2 separate regions of the Homo sapiens genome follow, and region 2 is linked to region 1. A link is a loop called in an ENCODE intact Hi-C map of the cell type or tissue named here. Cell type or tissue: mucosa of descending colon. All regions are shown on one strand. Each heading gives the region's core, and the rest is flanking DNA. Links, peaks and the distances in the headings are about the cores only. Region 1 has its middle 44 kb from the start of LINC02563. Region 2 has its middle 87 kb from the start of LINC02563.

Region 1 (4,392 bases), core at 270-4,269:
TTGAACTCCCGACCTCAGGTAATCCACCTGACTCAGTTTCCCAGGGTGCTGGGATTACAGCCGTGAGCCACTGCACCCGGCTCAGAAGAGAGATTTTTAAATGTTCACAATACAAAAAATGATAAATGTTTGAGGTGATGGATATACTAATTACCCTGATTTTATTTTTACATATTGTATACATGTATCAAAATATCACTCTGTATCCCATAAATATGTACAATTATTCCATATCAACTAAAAGGAAAAGAAGTTTTATCATGAGATTGCAGCAATTCAGTCACATCTCCAGGCTCCGCTTCTAATTCTCTTGCTATTTTTCCTACCTCTGCTGTAACTTTCTCCACTGACATCCTGAATCTCTCAAAGTCATCCATGGGGGTTGGAATCAACTTCTTCCAAACTTCTGTTCATGCTGATGTTTTGACCTCCTCTCATGAATCATGAATGTTCCTAATGACATCTACAATGGTGAAGCCTTTCCAATTTACTTTGCCCAAATCCATCAGAGGAATCACTATCTATGGCAGCTACAGCCTTATGAAATGTATTTCTTAAATTATAAGACTTGAAAGTCAGAATGACTCCTTGATCCATGGGCTGCAGAATGGATGTTGTGTTAGCAGACATGAAAACATTAATACCTTTACATATGTCCATCAGAGCACTTGGGTGACCAGGTGCATTGTCAATGAGCAGTAATATTTTGAAAGGAATCTTTTTTTTTTTTTCCTGAGGAGTAGGTCTCAATAATGGGCTTGAAATATTCAATGACCCATGCTGTAAAGAGATGTGCTGTTATCCAGGCTTTGTTGTTCCATTTATAGAGCACAGGCAGAGTCGATTCAGCATCATTCTTATAGGGTCCAGGGTGTTCAGAACGGTAAACTAACGTTGGCTTGAACTTAAACTCACCAGCTGCTTTAGCCCCTAACAGGAGAGTCAGCCTGTTCCTAGCAGTTTTGAAGCCAGGCATTGACTTCTCTCTAGCTACGAAAGTCCTAGATGGCATCTTCTTCCAATAAAAGGCTATTTCATCTACATTGAAAATCTATTTGTTTGGTGTAGCCAAGTACATCAATGATCTGAGCTAGAGCTTCTGGATAGCTTGCTGCAGTGTCTCCACAGCACTTGCTGCTTCGCCTTATATTTTTATGTTAAAGAGATGGCATCTTTCTTTAAACCTTATGAACCAACCTCTCCTAGGTTCCAACTTTCCTTCTGTAGCTTCCTCCCCTCTCTCAGCCTTCATAGAATTGAAGAGAGTTAGGGCCTTCCTCTGGATTAGGCTTCAGCTGAAGAGAATTTTGTGGCTGGTTTGATCTTTTATCCAGACCACTTAAACTTTCTCTATATCAGCAATAAGGCTGTCTCACTTTCTTGTCATTTGTGTGTTCACTGGAGTAGCACTTTTAGTTTCCCTCAAGAACTTTTCATTTGCATTCGCAACTTGGCTAACTGGTTGGCACAACAGGCCTAGCTTTCAACCTATGTCAGCTTTCAACATGTCTTCTTCATTAAGTTTAATTATTTCTAGCTTTTGATTTAAAGTAAGAGATGTGTGACTATTCCTTTCATATGGACACTTAGGGGTCATTGTAGGGTTATTAACTGGCCTAATTTCATTATAGCTGTTTCTCAGGGAACAGGGAGGTCCAAGGAGAGGGAGAGAGGTGGAAGAACAGCTGGTCAGTGGAGGTCAGAACACACACATTTATTAAGTTTGCCGTCTTATATGGGTCCAGTTCATGGCACCCCAAAACAATTACGATAGAAACATCAAAGATTACCAATCACTGATTACAGATCATAACAGATAAATAATGAAAAAGTTTAAAAATTGCAAGAATTAGCAAAATGTGACACAGGGACATGAAGTGAGCATATGCTGTTAGAAAAGTGGTGCTGGCTGGGCGTGGTGGCTCACACCTGTAATCCCAGCACTTTGGGAGGCCAAGGCGGGCAGATCACCTGAGGTCAGGAGTTCAAGACCAGCCTGGCCAACATGGCGAAACCCTGTGTCTACTAAAAATACAAAAAATTATCCAGGCATGGTCATGCACACCTGTAGTCCCAGCTACTTGGGAGGCTGAGGGAGGAGAATCACTTGAACCCCAGAGGCAGAGGTTGCAGTGAGCTGAGATAGTGCCACTGCACTCCAGCCTGGATGACAGAGCAAGACTCCATCAAAAAAAGAAAAAGAAAGAAAGAGAGAGAGAGAGAAAGAAAGAAGAGAGAAAGAAAGAAGAAAGAAAGAAAGACAAAGACAGAGAAAGAAAGAAGAAAAAAGAAAAGAAAAGTGGTGCTGATATATTTTGCTCTACACAGGGTTGCCACAAACCTTCAATTTGTAAATAACACTTTATTGCAAAATGCAATAAAGTGAGGTGTGCCTGTAGTTGCGAGCACAGAGGGCAAGGCTCCAGGACTGCTGCTGCCACTCCTGAGCTCTGTGTCCCTGACAAGTTCTTACAGTTACTGTGCCTTCCTGGTCCCTTCTGGACAAGGACAATAACAGCCTCTACTTCAGAGCGACAGTGCCAGCATTGAAGTTTTTAAACACAGCTCCCATCACATAGTATGTGTGCAACAAATGCATTCATTTATTCAACAAATATTTTGTGGCTACCTGAAATGTGCTGAGCACAGCTCTGGGCATTGGGGATTGTGGCTCATGCCTGTAATCCCAGCACTTTGGGAGGCCGAGGCGGGCGGATCACCAGGTCAAGAGATCGAGACCATCCTGGCTAACACAGTGAAACCCCATCTCTACTAAAAATACAAAAAATTAGCCGGGTGTGGCGGCGGGCACCTGTAGCCCAGCTAGAGGCAGGAGAATGGCGTGAACCCAGGAGGTGGAGCTTGCAGTGAGCCGAGATCGCGCCACTGCACTCCAGCCTGGGCGACAGAGCGAGACTCGGTCTCACAAAAAAAAAAAAAAAAAAAAAAGCCTGAGGAAACTCCCTGTCCTCGCGGAGTCACATGCTGTTATTTAGCTATGACAGCCACAGACGATCTGATGAAAAGCACTTAGATTACTGCTGGTCTTCAGAGTGACATCATTTTAGTCTGTAACTTGAGGCAGGCTTAGGATCTGATGACAGTCTAGTGTTCTGTGCAGTTGTCCCTGCATCATCCTCTCCCCCTAATGCTCTTGTCACTGAGCTTACAGGGGCATCCTTTGTGCATCAACTGAAAGCTTCATGGTAAAGATGCCTGCTCTCAAAAATGAGATCAAAGACTCCAGGTAACCAAGGCAACCTGTGAGAGAGACTCCAGGATGCCGGCCTCCCATTCTGAATCATCTCTGGCTGCAGCTGAGCTGTGTGGCAAATGTTTTCCTAGTGGGGCTGGCATGCTTGAAAGAACAAGGTCTGTGGAACACACAGAACCTTCCCCTTTTCCTCTTGTGAGGAGGGAGGGCCTTACCAATACTGATGATGTCTAAGTTTCAGGACCCCTCACTCACATGGGCCCCTCTGAGTGCTGGCAGGTGCTAGGAGTTCTAGAATGTTCTAGTGGGGAGGAGAAGCCAGGTGGCGATGAAGACACACTTCTCTGTAAGCATTTCTGATACTTCAGTAAAAATTTGTGTTCTTTCTTTTTATTTTTTTATTTTATTATTATTATACTTTAAGTTTTAGGGTACATGTGCACAATGTGCAGGTTTGTTACATATGTATACATGTGCCATGTTGGTGTGAAAAATTTGTATTCTTTCCCTTAAAGAGAGACCCCAAAACCCTTACAGAAGAGAGGGTCTGTAAGCTACAGACCCTAGAAAATCTGAGTTTGGCCCTAACTGGGGGTTCCTAGACATGCTCTCTGGAGGATGCCAGTCCAGGGAAGAGCAAACCATGAGGCACCACAGACAAGCTGGGTGAGCATGGGCAAGCCCCTCTCTGGACAATCACCGGGTAAAGGGGACAGGAAGGCTGGCTTCTCTGAGCCTTCTTGCTCTGTTTGTTGAGTCACTCTTCTCTGCCCTGGCAGGCCCTGGAGCCAGGGGAGCCACAGGCAGAGCGATCACCAAGAGCGTGGCTTCCACACCACTATGAACTGGAGGAAGGTGGGGGCTTCTCCCATCCCAACCCCACTATATGGACCACACCCACCCTAGGCATTACTATGGGGTTTCTGTGCAAGCATTTTCCACAGCACTGTCTCCAAACTGGCAAATAACAATCTAGATATTAATAACCACTTTATATTTTATTCATCAGAGTATGAATTGAGGTGGGCATCTTTATTTTTTATTTTATTTTATTTTATTTATTTATTTTTTTGAGACAGAGTCTTGCTCTGTCGCCCAGGCTGGAGCGCAGTGGTGTGATCTCGGCTCACTGCAAGCTCCACCTCCCGGGTTCACGCCATTCTCCTGCCTCAGCCTCT
Region 2 (4,392 bases), core at 239-4,238, 43 kb before region 1:
AGAAAGGGGGTGGAGGGAACAATAGGCGGCCCCAGATGGTGGATGGTCTGAGGCTGCCCCTTTGACTGTTAATGTGTGAATGTCAGTGTGAGTCTGTATAAGTGAGAGATGACATACACATGGCATCGGAGCGACTCTCAACATTAAGTACTGTTAGAGATTATAAAGCTAACAAAGAAGGAAGAGATGTACCAGTTATTCATATTATTCACCTTAAAAGCCATCTGCTTATAGAGAGACTGGGAGTGACCACCCAATTACTTACCAGCATATCAGTCTATTTTAATCCTCTGCCTACTACTTAACACTTATCAGTACCTCACATTTTATGATCTGTTTGTGTGTTTGTTTACGGTTGGATTCTCCGAACCTTGAACGTCGTTGCCTGCCACTATTCCCACCGTCAGGAAAGAAGTTTTGTTCTCTTTTTATTCTGTTTTTAAAAAATGTACATATCTTTTTTTCATTTTTCTTTTTTTTTTTTTTTTGCCTCCCAGGTAGCTGGGGCTACAGGCACACACCACCACACCCAGCTAATTTTTTGTACTTTTGTTTTTGTTATTTATTTATTTATTTATTTTTCATTTTTAATTTTTGTGGTTACATAGTAAGTATATATATTTACACAGTACATGAGTTATTTTGACACAGGAATGCAACACGTAATAATCACATCAGGGTAAATAGGGTATCTGTCACCTCAAGCATTTATCTTTTCTTTCTTTTCTTTTTTTTTTTTTTTTTTGGGATGGAGTCTCGCTCTGCCACCCAGGCTGGAGTGCAGTGGCATGATCTTGGCTCACTGCAACCTCTGCCTCCCAGGTTCAAGCAATTCTCCTGTCTCAGCCTCCCGAGTAGCTGGGATTACAGGCATCTGCCACCACGCCTGGCTAATTTTTGTATTGTTTAGTAGAGATGGGGTTTCACTATGTTGGCCAGGTTCGTCTTGAACTCTCAAGTGTTCTGCCCACGTCCGCCTCCCAAAATGCTGGGATTACAGGCTTGAGCCACCACGCCTGGCCATTTATCCTTTCTTTGTGTTACAAACAATCCCATTATACTCTTTTGGTTATTTTTAAATGTACAATGAAATTGTTATTTTTAAAATTTATACTCTTTTAAAAATATTTTAACTTTTATTTTAGGTTCAGGGCTACTTGTGCAGGTTTGAGTTAATCCGAGTGGCATCCCTTGAAGGCTCTCTGCATTAGGATAATATTCAGATATCCAACAACTTTCATCTCACACAGATCTTCAAGAAACATTTTTAAAAATTACCAAGTAAGAATAAGAAAATAAGAATACCCAACATACTGGTAACAGTAATTGTTTCTGGGAAAACAAGCCAAGGAATTGAAGAGTAGGGATTTAAAGATCAACTTTTCACTATATACTGTTTTTTTTATTTTTTTTATTTTTTATTTTTTTTTGAGACTGAGTCTCACTCTATCGCCCAGGCTGGAGTGCAGTGGCGAGATCTTGGCTCAATGCAACCTCCGCTTCCCCGGTTCAAGCGATTCTCGTGCCTCAGCCTCCCAAGTAGCTGGGATTACAGGGGCAGGCCACCGCGCCTGACTAATTTTTGTATTTTTAGTAGAGATGGGGTTTCCCCATGTTGGCCAAGCTGATCTCAAACTCTTGACCTCAAGTGATCCACCTGCCTCAGCCTCCCAAAATGCTGGAATTATAGGCATAAGCCACTGTGCCCGGCCACTACATACTTTTTTAATTGACTATTTTACCAAGCACATGTATTTCCATACTAAAAGTTTACCTTAATTAAAATCTCTTTCTCTTAACTCTCCCTCCCTCTGTGTCTTTTCCTCTGCCTCTGTCCCTGTTTCTTTATGAATTCACCAGAATGAACATTTCAAACTACCTCATTTAAAGTCTCTTGGACCTGACTAATGATGTTTCAAGGGTTCACCTTCAAGTCTTTCCTGCGTTTTCGAATTTAGATAAAATATATGGGTGTTTCTTGGATTTTCTTTTAATCTCCTTCACTGCCTTTTTCCCTGGAGGAGAAAGGAGACATTTCCAGAAGAATCTTGGGAAATGATCTGCTAGTGTGCCCACATCCAGAAGTGATGGCTGGACTTGTTCTGAGCGTTTGTTGCGGTGAACCGCAGCAGGATAAACAAAAGCTTTCTCCTCTCTCTTGCTGATGTCCTGCTGGGTTGGACCTCTGCACCTGAGCACCTCAGCACGAGTCTCCCCAGAGCGGGTCGGTGCCCTCCCGTCTGCACTGGAAAGAGCTCCACTCTCCCAGAAGGAACCAGGTAGAGGGGACTGTCCATCATCCGTGCCAGTTGGCCAAGTTCCTCCCTCAGCGAAATCAGGAAGCTCATAAAAAGACCTTATCTCTGGGTAAGCCATGACTCTTCAGTTCCCACCCGCCTGGCGCCTGGGAAAGGACAACAAAGGGGTGTTGAGAACAATGACCATCTGTAGAGCCGAGCCTGCACCAGCAGAGTCACGGGAACCCCAGGGTCTCAGTGCCTCCCTTCCCCGGCCCCGTGCCTGGCGGGGTCAGGTATCCTCCCTGGTAGACAGGCGGCCCTGGTGGCCATGTGTGCTCTCGGGCTTGTGGTGTTACCCACATCCTATCTTAAGTGTTACACCTCTCCTAAAACAGACTGATGAGTGGCCTAGACTTCTCCTTTTATTTCTTAGAATACTCCTAGTGTCACAGCTCTAGAGTAACTGTGCTATTTCATTTCTTACCACCCCCTTCCTGAACTGGGCTAAAGACAATGTCCAGTGCAACATGTCACACCCTGCCCCTCACTTGCCCCCTGCTCAAGTCGAATCCTCTGTCCACCAAGACCACAGCCCTAGGAGTTAGGAAATGGTTCCATTTTCCTCTGCCTTGCCTGAGCCACACAATTGCCTGTAAATGCCAAGACATCTAGTCCTCTCTCCCATGAGGTGTGGTTTCCCCAGACCCTTCAGGCATTTACGGTACCTCAGTAGGTCTCCAAAGTAGGCCTCCAAACTCCCCCACCAGGGCCCTGATCTCCGCTGAGTAACTTCCTAATCTTTTCTTTACAATTCCCACCTGCTATTTCACCTGTATTTTATTCACCAACCTGAGATATAAATAGATAAGTGTTTTATGGATAAAGAGACTAAGGCACGATTTGTCTAAGGTCATTACGCGTTGCTGACTGAGAGAGAACTCAACACCTTTGACGCCTAACCTAAGGCTTTTTCAATTCTATTACCATTTTGGGCACATGTCACTAGATTTCGGTCCTAGTCCATGTCTCTATTCACATCATAGACTGCTAGGGCTGGGAAAGACTTCAGAGTGTATCCTTGTCTCCCATGCTCATGGTGAAACTAAGCCCCAGAGAGAGAAGTGGCTTCCAAGGTTATGTAATGAGTTGGTGGCCAAGTTCAGATGAAGTGGTTGGGCCAGTCCCCAACTCGGCCTCATGCCAGACCTCCCAGCTCCCTGATGCCAGGATCCAAAGCCCTTTCACTCTGAACCCTCTCCTCCCCTTCCTCCCTGGCAAGGTCAGCAGGTTTGCCAGGCAGTCCTTGGCCTCCTGGCCCACAAGTCCTTCTGCATGGTGCTTGTTGGTGCTGGTACTCTCTGAAGGGGGCAGGAAGCAGGGAGAAAGCCTGGGGGACTCCTGGGGTCCAGGGAACAGAAGGGGAAGAAAGCGTGAGGTGAGAGAGATAGGAAAAAGGACAAAAATTGCAGTCATCAGGGACATGAGACTTTGGCAAAATCCCTCACCATTTATGCTGATTATTGGTTCAGTCCAGAAGAACTAATAAAATGAGAAAAGAAAATAAAAACAAACAAACAAAAAAACTGTATCGGTTCTTTAACACCACCACAAATTACAGGTGATGAAGCAGAATGCTGTTCCCTGGGTCTGACTGCCGTGTGGCTCCATAACTGTACACGTCCTCAAGCATGTCAGATGGACTTGCTGCACGCTGTACTTTAGCAGAATGGTAAGCTGTATCCTACCTGTTCAGTCTTCCAAGCAGGTTGTCTCGGCAACATGGCTAGAGCTTCAGGGTTAGAAGGGACTTGAAAGGATAGACCCCTATTTAAAACAAACCTAAGGCAAAAAATAGTGTCCTTGAGTTTTGCCTGTGGCTCCTTCCCTTTCTGGTTTCTTTCTTTTTTTTTTTTTTTTTTTTTTTTTTGAGACGGATTCTCGCTCTGTCGCCCAGGCTGGAGTGCAGTGGCGCGATCTCTGCTCACTGCAAGCCCCACCTCCCAGGTTCACGCCATTCTCCTGCCTCAGCCTCCCGAGTAGCTGGGACCAAAGGCGCCCACCACCATGCCCGGCCAATTTTTTTGTATTTTTAGTTGAGGCGGGGTTTCACTATGTTAGCCAAGATGGTCTCGATCTCCTGACCTCGTGATCT

What was found. Hi-C counts contacts between places; a loop is a spot of excess contacts. Peaks named below come from ENCODE experiments on the same cell type or tissue, not always from the same donor. Only the 100,000 strongest peaks of a DNase experiment are listed, where the experiment ranks them.
Region 2: it touches region 1 in a loop (4-fold over the local background); 3 of 110 quality-filtered maps call a loop at or near these places.

What each region holds. Positions count from the first base shown.
Region 1 is chr17:65,411,153-65,415,544 of GRCh38, forward strand. No RefSeq gene overlaps it. Among named protein-coding and RNA genes, the nearest start is that of LINC02563, 44 kb to the right of the region's middle. In mucosa of descending colon, for the core only: no CTCF peak of the experiment used is centred there; a DNase peak (open chromatin) is centred at 2,429.
Region 2 is chr17:65,368,469-65,372,860 of GRCh38, forward strand. No RefSeq gene overlaps it. Among named protein-coding and RNA genes, the nearest start is that of LINC02563, 87 kb to the right of the region's middle. In mucosa of descending colon, for the core only: no CTCF peak of the experiment used is centred there; DNase peaks (open chromatin) are centred at 2,433 and 3,463.